Regions from separate parts of the Homo sapiens genome. Here all the other regions are linked to region 1. A link is a contact called in ENCODE Hi-C or POLR2A ChIA-PET data. All regions are on one chromosome and are shown on one strand. Each heading gives the region's core, a stretch centred on a gene start or an enhancer-like site at or near the end of the contact. The rest is flanking DNA. Distances are from core to core; before and after follow the strand shown.

Region 1 (5,150 bases), core at 1,321-3,820:
CAAAATTTGGGTTAGTTTGAGTAGGTTTGCATTTACAATTCAAAGTCCTTCAAAAATCACGTTAGGTGAAACTGACATTACCAAAAGATAAACGCATACCACCATCATCACTGTCTATAATCAAAATATGTATTCCTATAACTTATTGTTCCACTTCTGTTTCCCAGAACCAACTTTATTCTGTGAGGATTTCCTGCGCTTAGTATATTTAAACTCAAGAAATCGCTAAAGAAAAAACATTCAATAAATGGGAAACAAAATGCTTTTTACACTGACTATACAGCATCATGGATAGGAAGAGACTCACTGATATCATTATTTTTAAAAAGCAGATAAAACATCAAATAGCAGTGTGTACACTGCAGAGTTCTGTTATGCAACTAAGAACAGGTCCCAAGTCAAGATGAAAGTTAAAAGTAAATGCACATTACACTTTGCAAGCCAGTATCAGATACATTAAACTTTCTCCCAATCATAAAAATCTATCCACTTCTCTGGAAAAAGTAATATGATTATCTAGTACCTACCTGCATATAAAAGCTGAAGAGGCAAGCAGTGACAATACCCAGCAGTTCTGCAAGGCAGGGAGCCTCCTCCACTGGCCTTTCCAACTTAAACCTTAACTCTGAACCAACATTTCTTCCCAAACTTTAGCCGCAGGCACGCGCGCGCACACACACACACACACACACACACCCCCACACATTACTCTTATTTTCTTTATACTGGTCAAAAACACTTGCTTCCTAAAGTTTAATCAACTTTTGCACCTAAGAAAACTCTTATCTGCTTTCTTCTAAACGGTTTTTCAAGAACAGTGTAATCTGTCAAAAAGTTGTATAGCTAGTGAGTTGCTTTTTCTTCCTTTTTCAATGTTAAAAGATACTTGTGGCCTTCTGTGCAGAAGTCACCAAATTCCTAGTAATTCAAACTGTGACAATCTAATATTCTAATAACCTGCTTAAGAAATGAACCTGTCTGCCCACTCCAACCCTTCCTAGCTAATATCTAACCATCTTTAAGGTTGCCAAAACGTAACAGAACTAATGAAGCATTAAAATATAACTCCACATCAAGCCTTGACCAATAAGCTCTGTGAATATCCCTCCTGATTACTAAAACTTGAGCCTCATCACACCAAAATGACAATCTTATGTTGCATTCAAAACCCGGAACTGCTTTATCCATTGGTACTTCGCACTGGCTGACAAAGAGGAAAAGAAGAGAAAAAAGAAAAAAAACCTAAAATCATGAAGCCCCCAAATAAAGAGCAGACTCACACTCGGACACCAACAGCGCTGCAGCTCAAGGGATTAACGGTGGAAGTGAGACCTTTCCGATATTAATAGCGCCCCGGGAAACAGAAGAATTCCCCCAAACCCAGTTGACACACATTCTGCATTCAACACGTAACAGCCATTCTGCATATATCCTTGCATTTCAGGCTCCAATTCTGGTTATCAAAGTGTATTTCTGTACAGGAGTGCCTGGCCAGAGGTTTTCTGTTCTCTTTGTCTTGTGATCTGAGGGGCAGTTTCTGAGCTTAGGTTAGAGCTGTGGTTTCCAGAGAATTGCCCACGATATTTTAGCTCCGGGTTGCAGGCTCCCTGGCTCTCCCCAGCCGGCTCCATATTGCTGGGCAGGTCCCTCCCGCCTCGCCCCACGTTCCAAAAGCTGGATTTCCGGGCGGTTCCAAGACCCCACTAAATATGCCTCCAACAACCTGCCCAAGCTTGGCTGGCAATAAACGCTGAGTTAGGGCCCCAGCGACCAACCGCCCCGAGGCGCACTTCCCCCACCCCGGAAGAGGAGGGCGGCAAACTTCGGAAGGCGGGGGTTAGGGGACGAGCTCCGGGGACCACCGCCGCCTCGCCCGCCCCGGGAAGGGCCCGGGCAGCGACCCTGGCTGCAGCTGGAGGGCCACGGGGGAAGGGAGCGCTCCTTCCCGCAACACGAAGGCAGCGGCCAGGGCGCTCTCCTCCGGTGAGGGGCCCCGGAAAACTGCAGCAAGGCGACAGCGGGGACCCTCCGAAGTGTGCGGTGACGGAGGGTGGGAGGAAGCCCGAGCTCGTCGGCAACTCCGGGGGCAAATGCGACCGGCGGCGTGCAGGACCAGCTCGCAGGAGGACGGGGGAAACGGGAGTCAGGATGGCGGGGATCTCACAGGACGCCGGCCGCGCGCGGGGGTAGTGCTGCCCGGCGGCCAGGAGATGCCGGAGGCGGGGAGGGCCGGTGGCCAGCCCGCTTCCCCCCGGCGGGGCTCTGCAGAAGGAGAAGCCGCTGCCAGTGACAGGAAGAGAGTCGCGGCAGCCGTGCACACATGCACCGCCTCCCCCGCCCGAGCACACACACCCGGGGCTGCTGCTGCCTACCTACCCCGCCCGCCGGCTTCCTTCCTCTGCGGGGCCCGCGCTGCAGCGGTGGCCTCCTGCCCGCTCGGTTCCGACCGGCCTCCAGCCCGGCTGCGACCCGCCGGCCGTGCCCGATCCGTGCTTGCCGTCTCCGACAGCTAGCCTGCCGCCCTCGCCGCTGCCGCTGCTTCCTCCAACTCCGCTCCAGCTGCTGGCGACTCCTCTCCGTGCGCCCGCAGCTCCAGCGCCCGGCGCTAGCCCCGCCTCCGGCCCGGCCCCGCGCGCCCCGCCCCCGAGCCCACACCAACCAGAGCCCGCGGCTCCGCCCCTTTCCGTCCGCACGGCTCGGGCCTCCGAGCCGGCGGCTGGCAGTGGGGGAGCGAGCTCAGGCCTGGCGGACCCTTCCTGCCACCGCCCTCGCCTTCCGCCCCCCAGCCGCGGGGATGCCCCGGGCGGCCGTGCCGCGCGCTGCCTCCGCTGCGGAGTGCTCTGGCTCTACACGTCCCGGGCCCGCCCGGCTGCTGGGCGTCTCCCAGCGCAGAGGCGGAGGGGTTCGGGGAGGTCGAAGACAAGTTCAGACCTCCCTGGAGGCTGGCTGCGTCTCTAATCCGAGTGTCTTTCAGCCAACCCCAGGCTTTTTCGAGCCCCTAGCGCCCCAGCAGAGTGGCTGGGGTGGGGAGGACTCGGATTCCAGAGCTCGCCAAAGCGGAGAGGCCCTGCAATTCCTGGTCTCGCCAGCACTGCCTTCCGAGTGGGCGGAAAACCCGCGGCACCCGCCTGGCGCTCCGGGGGTGAAGGAGGGGTGAAAGGGTGAACCGGAGGGACGGGCGCCCGCAGCCTGCCGCTGGCTAACTCCGGCAGCCTGGCACCGCCGCCTCCGGGAGCCAGGCGGACCCGCGAGAAGGGAAGAGAGTTTTCTGAGGGCGTACGCTGGCTGATGGCTTCTAGTCCTGAGATGACAGAGCAAATGGAGGTCACTCAGGCAGACCACGGGCCCCTCGGCGTTCGCGGAGTCGGGGGCGGGGTTGGCGGGGGGTGGGGTTGGCGCGGGCGGGGGGGGCGGGGAAGCGCAGGTGAATTACATTGTCTCTTAAAGGTGTTAGTTTTGAAATGCATATTCTTCAAGTAATAATTACCTAAGTTGCTCCAGAAAAATTTGATGTTGGTTCAAACCTTCCACTGATGGTAAGATGGAATGCCAGCACCACGTGTGCCACTCTTTCATATTAAAACATGTGAGAATCTGCTTCCTAAAAGCTCTTTCCAGATTCTCCTTTCTGCAGCTTAAAGCCCTGCACCCGCCCACCCTGTTTGCCTAAAGCCCTTTTATAGTTCCCTCCCAGTTTCCTTGCAAGAAAACTCTTAAAAACAAACACACAAAACCTAAGCACTTGGCCTCTGTAAAACGTTGAATTTGGTGGTTTATTCTTGTGGACGTTGGAAGTAGAGGGAAGAACGTCCTAAAATTCATCGCTTATCCTTAAAAAATATCATTTTTAAAGGTGACTCACCTAACAGAAAAGTAAGCTCCACTTTAGGCTATTCAGACACTGGTGTTTCTATTATTCCAAGATGTCTCTTGCAGAGGCGACACAAAAACAGGCAGCTACCCACATCATGTTTAAGAATACACTTTATCTGAAAGCAAATAGGAAATTTACCAAGGTACCTTCTTCACACCTACTGTGTGAAATGAAGGACTTCATGCATTCTCTGTCTGTAAATGGAATGATATACCTTGCCTTGCAGTAGAATTACTTTGATCCAATCCAATAAGCTGAGATGAAACTGCTGTGACCTTCCCAGTATTTCCTTTAGGTTCCGCTCTGAACAAACTCTAACAGTGAAAACCTTGCTAGTTATCTCCTTCTTCTGGAGATAGCTGGAAAGAGTCTTATGCACTATTGCAGTGGGATTCTGTTCACCCGCAAACCTAAAAACAATAAAATTCCCAAATGCACCTCCTCATTTAGACACAGTCTTTAGTAATTTATTTCCAGCATACATTGTATTTCCTTTACGTTTTTTCATCATAAAGAGTGTCCCAAGGGAAGAAAATAAGGCTCTCTTTTCATATACTAAATAAATTCAGTATTTCATTTGTTTTAAACTGATGATATCTCCCCATATCACTAGTATTAGCATTTTTATTTATTTTCACCTTCAATTGATTTCTATGAAACAAAAGCAAAGGCAACAAAACAGCAGTATTCAAGCTTTTTTAAAAATAATCTTTTTATTTAATAAAATCTAGTCTAGAATCCCCAAATACAACTATAAGATAAGAAGTCATGTAACAAGACCAAGAGGCCCATTGCACCACCTCCCTTCCTTCTGTCTAGAACCTCTGGATCCTTGGACTAGAAACATCTGGATCTCCTGAGAATTTGTTGGAAATTCAAATTGTCCTCACTGAATCAGGAATGCTGAGGGTGGAGCCTAGCAATCTGTATTTTAATAAGCTCTCCAAGTGATCTGATGCATGCCCTATGGTTTCAGAACTATTACTCTAAGGCTTCTGGAAACACTGATTGAAAACCTCTGCAATAAAATACTCACATTAAGTACCCAAACACCATGGTTCAATCAGTAATGGCCAAACTGTTGGCCAGCAGGTAGTGACACCAGCAAGGAGCTCGAAATAGCAGAAGATGTACAATTTGCAACGAAAGGGGTGATACAGGGGTGTCACATACAAGGCATAAGAAGTCAAGGACCCCCCAATGTCAAGAAAGGCTGAGTAGCTATAGGCTGAGAAAGAATTCTCCCCAAAGTATGGTAGGATACTCTCATTTGGCA
Region 2 (5,150 bases), core at 1,470-3,969, 2.3 Mb after region 1:
AAACTTTTAACTATTTCTTAAAGGGTATTATTTACTACTAATAGTGCAATACCAACAATGTGTAAAATAATCGATTTTTGAGATTTGCCAATGATATATGTTAATGTATCTATAGTTATCACTTCATTAAGAAACAGCATACAATAAAAATTTGGTTTCCATGTTTGTACCTCTGTAAGCTTTTTATACATAAAGTTTACAATAGTTTGATCTCAAATGGCAAGGAGACCTCGTAACAGTACTACTTGAATCAGTTGAAGTCCTGAAAATTCATGATTACCTTCAATAAACAGAGCCTTTAAGTGTGTATTTTGTGCAATATAGACTTTGGAAGTACTCTCTATTTGCCAATTTAATCTTTGAAAATCCACACCATACTAGAAGAATATCCAAATTTTGAAGCCATTTAAAAATATTTTAACGGATGACTCCTCTATTAACCTCTTTTCAAACCTTTGTCACAGTTTAAACAAAGCTTCGAAAATACTTATAGTTTCACAATAGTATAAAACCTAAAATTTAAGTTAATTCGGTGATAAACTAACAGAATTCCAAGAAAACTACGAAGTAAATTATGCCTTGTTGAGGAGAAAAAAAAGAAACACAAAGGTGAACACCTCACTTCATAAAACGTGTTGTCTGCATCGAAACATACTACTCTTCTCCTGAGAAAAAAAATCAAGAACTAAATCTAAAAATAGAGGCTTAAATAGTCATTTTCAAGTGCTACAATACTTTTTTTATACAAAATTTACTAATAAATAACCATCTTCATAAAGCGATAATTCTCTGTAAGGGACTTGCTCTATTAAGGTTTTGTTGCTTTTGAAGCCAAGTATAAGCCATATAAGGAAACTGAAGTTCAATGCCATTTATTTTGTTCACCTCTTTCAGATGCCCAAGAATAACCTCTTTTGCAGCCTAATGATACGTTCCAAAATCATAAAGTAGATGAGTTATGCACTTTAAATTCTTTGATAAAGCTAGTTTGACTTAACAAGAATTATTCCATGGTTCACAAATCTTACCAACAATGAAAAAAAAAAAGAATCTCCTGAGACCATGCCCCGGGGAGGAAAAAAAAAATCAAAACTACAGTAATAAATAAAGGACTGCCTTTGGAGATGTACTTAATGAAGCTGAAGTAGCAAAGAACAAATTGTGAAATAATTTGATCCTGATCTTTAAAACTTATTTTTTCTCTTTGAACTAAAGAAAATCAACTCTCTCCTCGGGTTTCCGGTCATTACGTGAGACAGCATAGGCAATCTAAACATCAATATATATTTAGGATATACCTACCAACAGGATTACCAAATTTATTCAATATATATTCAAAAGTACAGTATTGTATTTCACCTCCCTGTACCGCAAAAATACCGGGAAAAAAAGTAAACAGAAAAAGACTAAAACACCACTGAAAAAAACTTTGGGTTTACTGCTATCAAAACTAGTCCCCATTGGTTCAGAAGTGTTCATAGCTCTGACTGGTGGAATGTCTGCCATGCTTCATGAATCCTGCCCCCACAGATGTAGGCAGAACCTATCACTATTTATGCAGAACCGACCAAAAACATTTGGGACAACACAAAAATGTAAAGACCATACTACTCGAAAAGCACAGCTTTTTATCACAATCACTGTGATTCCCTTGAAAATCGTTTTAAGCGTTTTACTTCCCCTCCCATCGTCTGTTCTGAACTGTACAGAAGTCCTATTAAACGTCTTACAGGTTGTTAATGTTGTTTAATTATCTCTCCCTATTCTTAGTCCTTACTCCTTTTTTCTTCGTAATGGATCAGTTACAAGAAAAGCCTAGTCGATCCTTGCTTTCAATTAATTAAACAAGTTATACGGCGCTAAACGTCTGAAAAACACACACTACACACAACTAAAGAAATATATTACTCACCCTGAAAAACAACTAAGAATGGCAAGATTTTTTGGTTTCTAAAATCTAACTAAATATACTGATCAGGGTTGGAAATAAAAAAATAAAAATAAATACCTCTATATACAATTAACGCAAGCGCCAATATAATCGGTATGAGTATAAACAAACGCGGCAGCCATCTCAATAACAGCAAATCACTCACTGCAGCGACCAAACTTTCTTCCCAAACAGAAGGTGCCTGGCTGAGCAACTTAATATACACTCTATACGTTCCAGAAAGCCAAAACTTCTGGCCCCTGTGCTGAACAAAGGCAATCGTTCTTCGGATTACTAAAAACTTTTCGTCCCACCGCATTCTTACAACCTCTTCCAAAAAATTCAAAGTCCAGATGGTGGGGGGGGCAGGGGGGAGAAGGGACGCGGTGGGGTGCAGTTCGATTATTTAGCCCCTCAATTATTAACCGCTTCGATATGAGAAAAGGAGGGTTTAGGGCAACTTGGAGAAGAGTGAAAAACACTAAAGAATCATCTCTTTTCCGAGTCACAAAGTCCCATGAACTTTGTGACTCAGAGACACTTTTCGTGAAAATTACCTTTCGGCGGGACACCGTCTCAGGGCAGCTTTTTCAAGGCTTCGCTTGACATGATTTCCTTCCCTTCATCAGTCACTTTGGATCCAGCTGAATATCTCTCTCGGGTGAGAGCGGATGTGGACTGGCCTCCCACAGAAGAAGAGTAGGTGGCTTTGGTGGGGGTTGGGGTGCGGGCTGGCTTCCTGGTCTCGAGTTTTGCAGGAGTTTCCCAGCCCCAACGAGGATCTCCGCCGAAAAAAAAAAAAACAAAACTTTTCACTCGTGACACCGCCCGGAATTGCAGTGCGAAACTCACTTCCTGCCTTGGCGAGAAGCAGGATCCAGCTCCGTCCAGGGGAACCCGGAAAACCAGCTCCGCGCGCACCGGAGAGGGGGAGGGGAGGGGACGGCCGCCGGGAGCCTCGGGTTCCGGGCAACCGGCGCGCCCGGCACACCGGACGGCAGCAGCACCCGGCCGGCGGGGGCGAGGACGCTGCCCGGGCGCTCGGCGAGCCTCGGCCGCGCTAGGCCGCCACCGCTTCCTCTCCGTTGCCCCCAGAGCCGGGCGGCAGGGTTATTGTCTCGATAGCGCTTGCCGCGCCCTTCGTCCGCGACGCCGCTGCCGCCGCCACCCGGAGCCGGAGCCGAGGAGTCGGGCAGGCTCAATAGCGGCCCCCTCCCCGGGCCGTCCGTCGGGCCGTCCGTCCTTCCGTCCGTCCCTCCCCGCTTTCCCTACTCGCCCTCGAACCCTCTTCTCCTCCCTCTCCCGTTTTCCCGCCACCGTCCCTCCGCTGCCCTGCTTGTTCTCCTTCGCCAGCGGCGGTGGCTCCCCGAGACGCGCAGGGGGCGGGAGCAGGAGGCAGCTCCGTCTCCTCACGAGCTTGCGGGGCCGCGGCAGGGGCCGAGACTGCGTCCCGCGCCGCCGCGCCACATTCACTCGAGCGAGAGACGGCGAGGGGAGGGAGGACGGAGGGAGCGGAGAGAAAGGAGGAGGAATGGGGCAGGGGCGGAGGGGAGTTACTGCCTCACAGGCCGCGGCGGCAACAGCGCCACCGCCCCGGCCGCGACGGGTGAAGAGGCTGCGCGCCGCGACTCTGCGGCGGGGGCGGGGGCGGGGCGGCCTCCCGCCGGCTTCGCCCCAACCGCCAACAGCCGGGCAGGAGGCCTGCGCGGGCCAGTCAGCGCGCGGGGGCGGTGCGGGCCGACGTCGGCGGCTGGGGGCAGCGGGCCGGGGGCCGGGGGAGGGGCAGCCGGCGGCCGTGGGTTCGCGTGCAAGGCGCGCCGTGAGGCCCACTCTGGCCCAGGCCCCTCGAGGCCTGCCCGCTGCTCCCTGCCCGCTCCCCGACCCCGCACTCCCGGACTCCCGAGCCCCCCAGGGTGGGGAACGCTGGCAACGCCGACCCTGCTGTCTGCTCGCGGCCCAGCGCCCAGCCAGAGAGATAGAGAGCCCACAGGCCTCCGCCGCGCCGGCCGATGGAGTTTCTTTGTACGACAGTAATCGGTGCACAGGGGTTGTTGGAGTCCAGCCCTGATTTGAAGGCAGCAGGTATCTCTTGCAGCTGCAGCACTCCAACTTCCTCTAATGGCACGGTCAGGTCGCAGGAAACCACAGCGGCAGCGCGGTGCAGCTTCCCACGCCCGCCCTTCGAGCTTGTTCCCCAGCGGCGCAGCTCAGCCTCCTCCAAGTCTCAGCCTCATACCGGCGGGGAGACAAAGCTGGCGCTGGGAGTGGGAAAAGGGCCCGCGAAATGGCCTCAAGATCGTGCCTTTGTTAGAAGAAACATGGGTACGCTCCGATGCGACGCAGGCTTCCAACCCCAGCGGTTCGGTGGTGGTGCAGTCGTTGAATTGCGCTGGCCCTAATAATTCAGCCTGGCAGGGTTCGCGTTTATTGCGGAGAGAGACTCTTAAGCATTCTGTCAACACATATGGCAAATAGAAAGCCTCAACCATAACATTGCACAGTTTTTGCAGTTCTTGCTTTAAATATGTTCACAGAAAAGACGGCCTTGTTTTACCCAGAGAAGGAGCGTAATGCGGAGCGAACCATTCGTCACCCCCATTCTCTGCTGCACTTAACTGTGTACAGTGATGATAATTAGCCTCTGGGTCCCTGAAGTCCCTGGTTCAGTTCTTCCGTCTGTATTCTAGAGATAATTATTTATTACCAAGTTTGAATAAAGAGCTATATCCCCTACAGACCTTTTTTTTTTTTTTTTTTTTGGCTTGCCAATGGAAAGAGTTCATAAATTCCACCAAGTAATCATTTACCAAAATGAGTTGTACATTAGTTGCAAACACTTGAAATAACGCCGAAGATATTCAAGTCATTTTATTCAGGTTGGGAGCATTTTTAACTACTTGAAGAACTGCTGGAATTAATACAGATGTTAGGTTATTTAGCATACAGCAGAAGTTGAAGATTTACAGGTAGTACTGAAGTGTTCAGATATATTCAGTGCTGAATTAGAGGTAAGAGTATTCGCTGGAAGCTAGGAAATGGCAGCAGCTATGCCAGTGTTACCAAGCTGGATATCTATGTGAAAATGAATCTTAACCATTGCATAAAAAGCTAAAGTTAGCATATTGTACAAGCTATTTGTAATCATCGCTGGGAAGATTTCTTGCTCCGTTTTCAAAAACCGTTTTGCGCCTGATCAGAACTCAGTGGCATAGCTCTGAAC
Region 3 (5,150 bases), core at 1,420-3,919, 2.1 Mb after region 1:
AGGACTATAGGTGCACACCACCACACCTGGCTCAATCATAAAATTTTAATGAGAAACTATTTTCACATTCTATTAATGTATTTCCAATATACCTGGAAATATGTATTTGAAAATAAATATATTTCCAATTTTAAAACAATTTAAATTTCTACTCAACTCTAAAGATGTCATAAAATAATTTATGTGACACTGCAAAACAATATATTTTCAATACAACTACTACTATTGCATTTTGTATCCATTTCAGTCCAAATTTGCAAACACGTCTTCTAATATAAGGACCAGGCAATGACAACTTCATTACGAAGCAGAAAACCTGTGAATAAAGCATGTCAGTATTGCTGCAAAACATGAATGAGGGATCTAGTATTGCACTTAGGGAAAAACTAGTTAAGGATTTTGCCTGGCCTATATATATTACACGTATGCAACAATTTTGCTTAATGTGTTACAGTTTGTGAAATACACTACCGTAATCTTCCATATGTTTAAGTGAAGAACTTTTTATTCTCTTTGACTTTTAAATTCCAAGTAATAACATCTGATTTCAAAAAAGTGGCCCATTACTGTCAGTTATGGCAATGTGTTGTCACCCAAACCCAGGTTTCAACCAAATAAATATTATGTTGATAATGAAGAACATTCTCCAATATATTTCTTCTACCTATGAGATACCTTATTACCACAGCCTTGAAAGCAAGATTTACAAAGGTTCATGTACAAAGTATTTTACTGATTGATTCCAATGCCTGCAGGATACGGCACTCCCCCAAACAATTCTCAATTATTCTCAACTATTAAGAAATGTTCTGAGAACTTAAATTGAGATGGCTGAAAGCATTTCCAAAAGTTAAGATAATTAAAGCAATAATGCCACGGTTAATCAATCAAAATGTACGTGCGTGCACTTATGCAGTATTCTCGTCAAAAATGTATTACCTGAATCTCGTCACGAATATAAAGATATATATATACACATATCTCTATATACCTCATCTATATATCTCATCTATATAAACTCAGATTATGAGTCATATTACAAGACAAAATGAACTACAAAACAAAATATCAATGTCACGACTTTAGAATCTTTAAAAGGGGACGGGACTGTCCTAGATTAAAGGAGATAACTATTAATACATGGATTACTTGGCATATTCAAGGGAGACAGTGTTATCTAATTACATACTAGATCAAAAGCAGACAAAAAAGCATTATTAAAATAACTGGGGAAATTTTAATAATCAACTGTAGCCAAAAACAGACAAAATGCTCGTAAAAGGAACATGGATGTTCAATGTATTACTCTTTCAACTTTTCTGTATGCATGAAATATTCCAAAACAAAAAGCAGAGAAGAAAAACTTAAAAAGTAAATTTTAAATATCCACACAACTTTTATATAGTTATGCAACAGCACTGTTATAACCTGAGATAGAAAACTAAAGAAAAATAGGTCTAAATGCATCACTAGGAAATAAATCAAAATTTTTTTAAAGAAATAAATCTTGGGTAACAATTACCCCTTCCCTCAAAGGATTTTGATATAATGAACAAAAAACGGAGGATCTTAATACTGTAAGATCTACCATTAAAAAAGAAAAAAAGTTTGTGTGCAAGAATGTGAACAACCTACAAACCCCTTGCGAGTTTTCTAAATAATATCGTACGAGGGAAATTTTACCATTCCAAAATACACTATCTGGGAAGTGGCCGCGAGCTGTGAATGCCAGCCAAGATCTGGACTTTAAATGTATACGGGAGGGATAACCCTGCACCGACTTACACTTTTTCTGAAAGCTTTGGGACAGTGTGACCTTTCAGGAGGAAAATTTAATCTGCTGTCAAAAGGGCTAACAGACATGATCTTTGGGAACATGGATGCGCTCGGTTAGATAAACCAAAATGCTAAGTTTGTGCGACCGTCCTGGGAAACAAACACAGCCCCAGTTCCATCTTGTCACCAGCAGCAGGCTTTCTCGTCAGCAAAACGGCCTGACACCAAGGCCTTAAAAACTGGACTGTGGCTCAGGCGCGGTCTCCGCGATTTTCAGAGTGGAAAAACGCTCTGAGACGTTTGCCATGAGGGCTGTTCCGGGCCCACCTGCGGCCATCTTAAGTTCGGGGGGAAATAAGAGGGTGGGGGCACGGAATTCGAAGACCCAGCAGCGAACACAAGTCCCGGAGGCACAGAAAGGGCAACCATTCTAAATCCTTGGTAAGGGCTCCGTGCAGTAGTTAACCCCCCAAATCCGACTAAGGAGAGCAGGACGGCGGAACCCGGGTGCCCTAATCAAATATGGGCACCAAGGTAAGCCGGCGCGATCACGTGACATGCACCGCGCGCCCGCGTCCGCGCTCTCCTCCACGCCTCGGCTCCCGAGGTCTCTATGGCGCCCGCGCCCCTCCCCCAGCCGAGCTCCAGCACTTACTCCGGGGGGTAGAGCCGCAGCTCCTCGATTTCTCCTAGGAAGGAAAAAAGCGTCCGCATCTGCTCGCTGGTCACCGCCGACGACAGATTCGTCACCTGAATCACCGACGTGGGGGTGAGGCCGAAGCCTAAGCCCAAACCGAAGCCGCCGCCGCTGTTCATCCCGATCCCGCTGCCGTTGCCTTCCCGCTCCCCAACGTCTACGACGCGTCAGCGACGGAGCCGGGAAAGCGGAGAACGCGCGGCCGCGAGCGCGCTCCCGCTGGCGAATTCACAGCGCCGGGCAGATCTAGCCGCCCATTTCACAACTCCCCTGCTCCCGGGGCTGCGCGCGCCAGCCGGAAGCGTCGCCCCGGCAACCCGGCGGTTCTCGCGCGGCTGCGGCCTCCAGCTCCCGGGTCCCTGGGGCTGTTGCTGCTCGTTTCACCGCCTGGATTTTTATCGGTGTTTTTGTTTTCCCCAAAAGTCGATGAGAGTCTTGTGCTCATGTCTACCCGGTTCCTTCCGGTCTCGGATTGGGAAACCAAGCGGCCTGGCCTACTGGTGCGGGACTGTAAAGAAGGAATGACTCTTGGACAACACGGAAGAACACTTGACCAAACTATAGGGCAGCCTTATCACATACAGGCAGCACCCCAACTCCAACTATTTTTAAAAGTTGGCAGGCGTCCTAATTGTGAAAAAAACAAAATTTTACAAAATGCGTAGGTTCAGGTTGAATTAAGGAAAGAGGCAGTAAGATGAAGGCTGTGCAGGGGTTGTTTATAACCTGTTTTTAATTCCCTCGTTCCACAGGTGTTGATGTTTATTGAGTGCTATGTCCCAGGCACTATTAGGCAAGGGCACGTAACAGACAGTTAAAGACAGTTCACATAGAACTTGCAACCTAATGAGAGACAACAGTAGTGAGTCCATGGCAGCTGCTCCCAAAATGCCCTCCGCAGATCCCTAAGGGTACCGAGACCTTTTCAGTAAGTTGGCAAGGTCAAAACGATTTTCGTAATAATATTAAGAGTTTCTTGACCTTTTTCACTTTGTTGCCATTTGCACTGGTAACGTAAAAGATTAAACTGCTGACACCTTAGCAGCAATCAAGGCAGTGGCGCCAGTCTTGTACTGGTAGTTGCATTTTGTATTCTTCACATCATACAACATTTAAGGTTTTAAAGTATGCTAGTTTCACTTTAAAAATGTCCTTCACAAATAACTAAAAATTGTATTTTTTTTTCAAATCCATCCTTGCTTACACGTCTTTTAAAGAATATGTGTGAAAAAATGGAAACTACTGCCGCTACATGCCCAAGTGAAATGGTTGTCTCCGGAAAAAGCACTAGTGTAATTCTTTGAATTTTCACCTAAAAATACAAATTTTATTACACTTGTATCCACCAGCTTGAGCTTGACAGCTTGCCAGTACTTAAAGACTTTTCTAGTAAAAGAAGCATTATATTAACAATTTATTTTTGACTATATAATGAAATATGTCAACATTTTTGTGATCTTTACAACTTAGTGGACACCTATTTTTCAAATGGCCAGTGGGTGCCATTACAAAGGCAAAAAGCCTCTGGTATGTGCAAGATAGATTGATGGATTTCAGTGCTTAATTGATGTGGTTTCAGATTCAGTCCACACTGCAATGAAGGCTAAGAAACTACCACATGTAAGTTTGGTACCGTATCAAAGAATAATATCTAGAACTATCTGGAAAGGCTATAAAGTAGTTTTCCCTTTTCCAACACCTTATCTTTATGAGATCAGATTTCCCTCATATATTTCAACCAAAACATATCACAACAGATCGAATACACAGAAAACTCATGATCACAAAGAAGGAAACGTCAGTCACTGTGGTCTACTTGAGGGTGGAGGGTGGAAGGAGGGAGAGGAGCAGAAAAAATTATTGAGCACTGGGCTTAATACCTGGATGATGAAATAATCTGTACAACAAACCCCCATGACATGAATTTATCTATGTAACAAACCTTCACATGTACCCCTGGACCTACAATAAAAGTTGGAAAAAAATAAAGAATACATAGATAGGAGAATTCAGCTGTCTTCTATTAAAGCAGACATTAAAAAGGTTTGAAAAATGTAAAACAATGCCACTCTTCTCACCAATTTTTTGGAAAAATATTTTATCATAAAAATGCATCATTTTGCCTTCAATCTCGGTTTCTAAGAAAAAAATGCGTCATTTCTATTAACATAATGGGCTTATAATTATTTTTAAATGAATCTCAAAATACCAAATTTCTCAGGTTTAATTTATAATGTGGATAGTAATAAAAGCATTTTACAGTCCTTAATAATCTTTAAGAATGTAAAGGGACTCAAGACCAAAATGTTTGAGAATTATTATTACCATAGGTATAAGCATGGAGGAATTCAGAGCACACAGGAGGGCCTCTTAAACTTAGTTCTAATGGAATACTTCCCAGAAGAAATATTGCTTAAGCTGAATATTGAACAAATAGGAATTACCCAGGCAAGGAGGGAAGGAGGAGCAGTGAAGGGCATTCCAGACTGAGCATGTAGAATATGCAAAGGCAGGGTTAAGGTAAAAGAGAGCTCGAGTGAGGTACAGAAGATTCAAAGTCTGTTATTGCTGGGCTGAAAATGACTAGAGATGCATGCAAAGGAATAAGCCTTTATGAAGGGTATTATTTGTCATGGTAGAGATTACTTTATCATAAGCTGGGAGCCACTGAAGACCT

What was found. Hi-C counts contacts between places; a loop is a spot of excess contacts on that map. ChIA-PET counts read pairs that join two places held with the same protein, here RNA polymerase II (POLR2A). Pooled maps may share reads with other maps.
Region 2: a map of B cell shows a loop between it and region 1 (8-fold over the local background). The contact joins the promoter of ERBIN here to the promoter of PIK3R1 in region 1. A Hi-C loop is called at or near these places in 1 of 168 maps with a recorded cell type or tissue (B cell) and 11 of 50 pooled maps. POLR2A ChIA-PET finds 5 or more read pairs at or near these places in 1 of 52 experiments (activated T-cell).
Region 3: a loop to region 1 is called in a map of CD8-positive, alpha-beta T cell, with 10 times the contacts of the local background. The contact joins the promoter of SREK1 here to the promoter of PIK3R1 in region 1. A Hi-C loop is called at or near these places in 3 of 168 maps with a recorded cell type or tissue (B cell and CD8-positive, alpha-beta T cell) and 8 of 50 pooled maps.

What each region holds. Positions count from the first base shown.
Region 1 is chr5:68,213,176-68,218,325 of GRCh38, reverse strand. It overlaps PIK3R1 (phosphoinositide-3-kinase regulatory subunit 1), which reads right to left and starts at 2,570. Exons shown (of 16, transcript NM_181523.3): 1 at 2,377-2,570. RefSeq lists silencers at 1,854-2,953, 3,174-3,393.
Region 2 is chr5:65,924,144-65,929,293 of GRCh38, reverse strand. ERBIN (erbb2 interacting protein) reads right to left here and starts at 2,719. Exons shown (of 26, transcript NM_001253697.2): 1 at 2,488-2,719. RefSeq lists enhancers at 2,566-2,785, 2,746-3,370, 4,276-4,495, 3,995-4,619 and a silencer at 2,866-3,955.
Region 3 is chr5:66,141,819-66,146,968 of GRCh38, reverse strand. It overlaps SREK1 (splicing regulatory glutamic acid and lysine rich protein 1), which reads right to left and starts at 2,669. Exons shown (of 12, transcript NM_001077199.3): 1 at 2,432-2,669. The coding sequence starts at 2,592. RefSeq lists enhancers at 1,929-1,978, 2,039-2,098, 2,359-2,638 and a silencer at 2,819-2,888.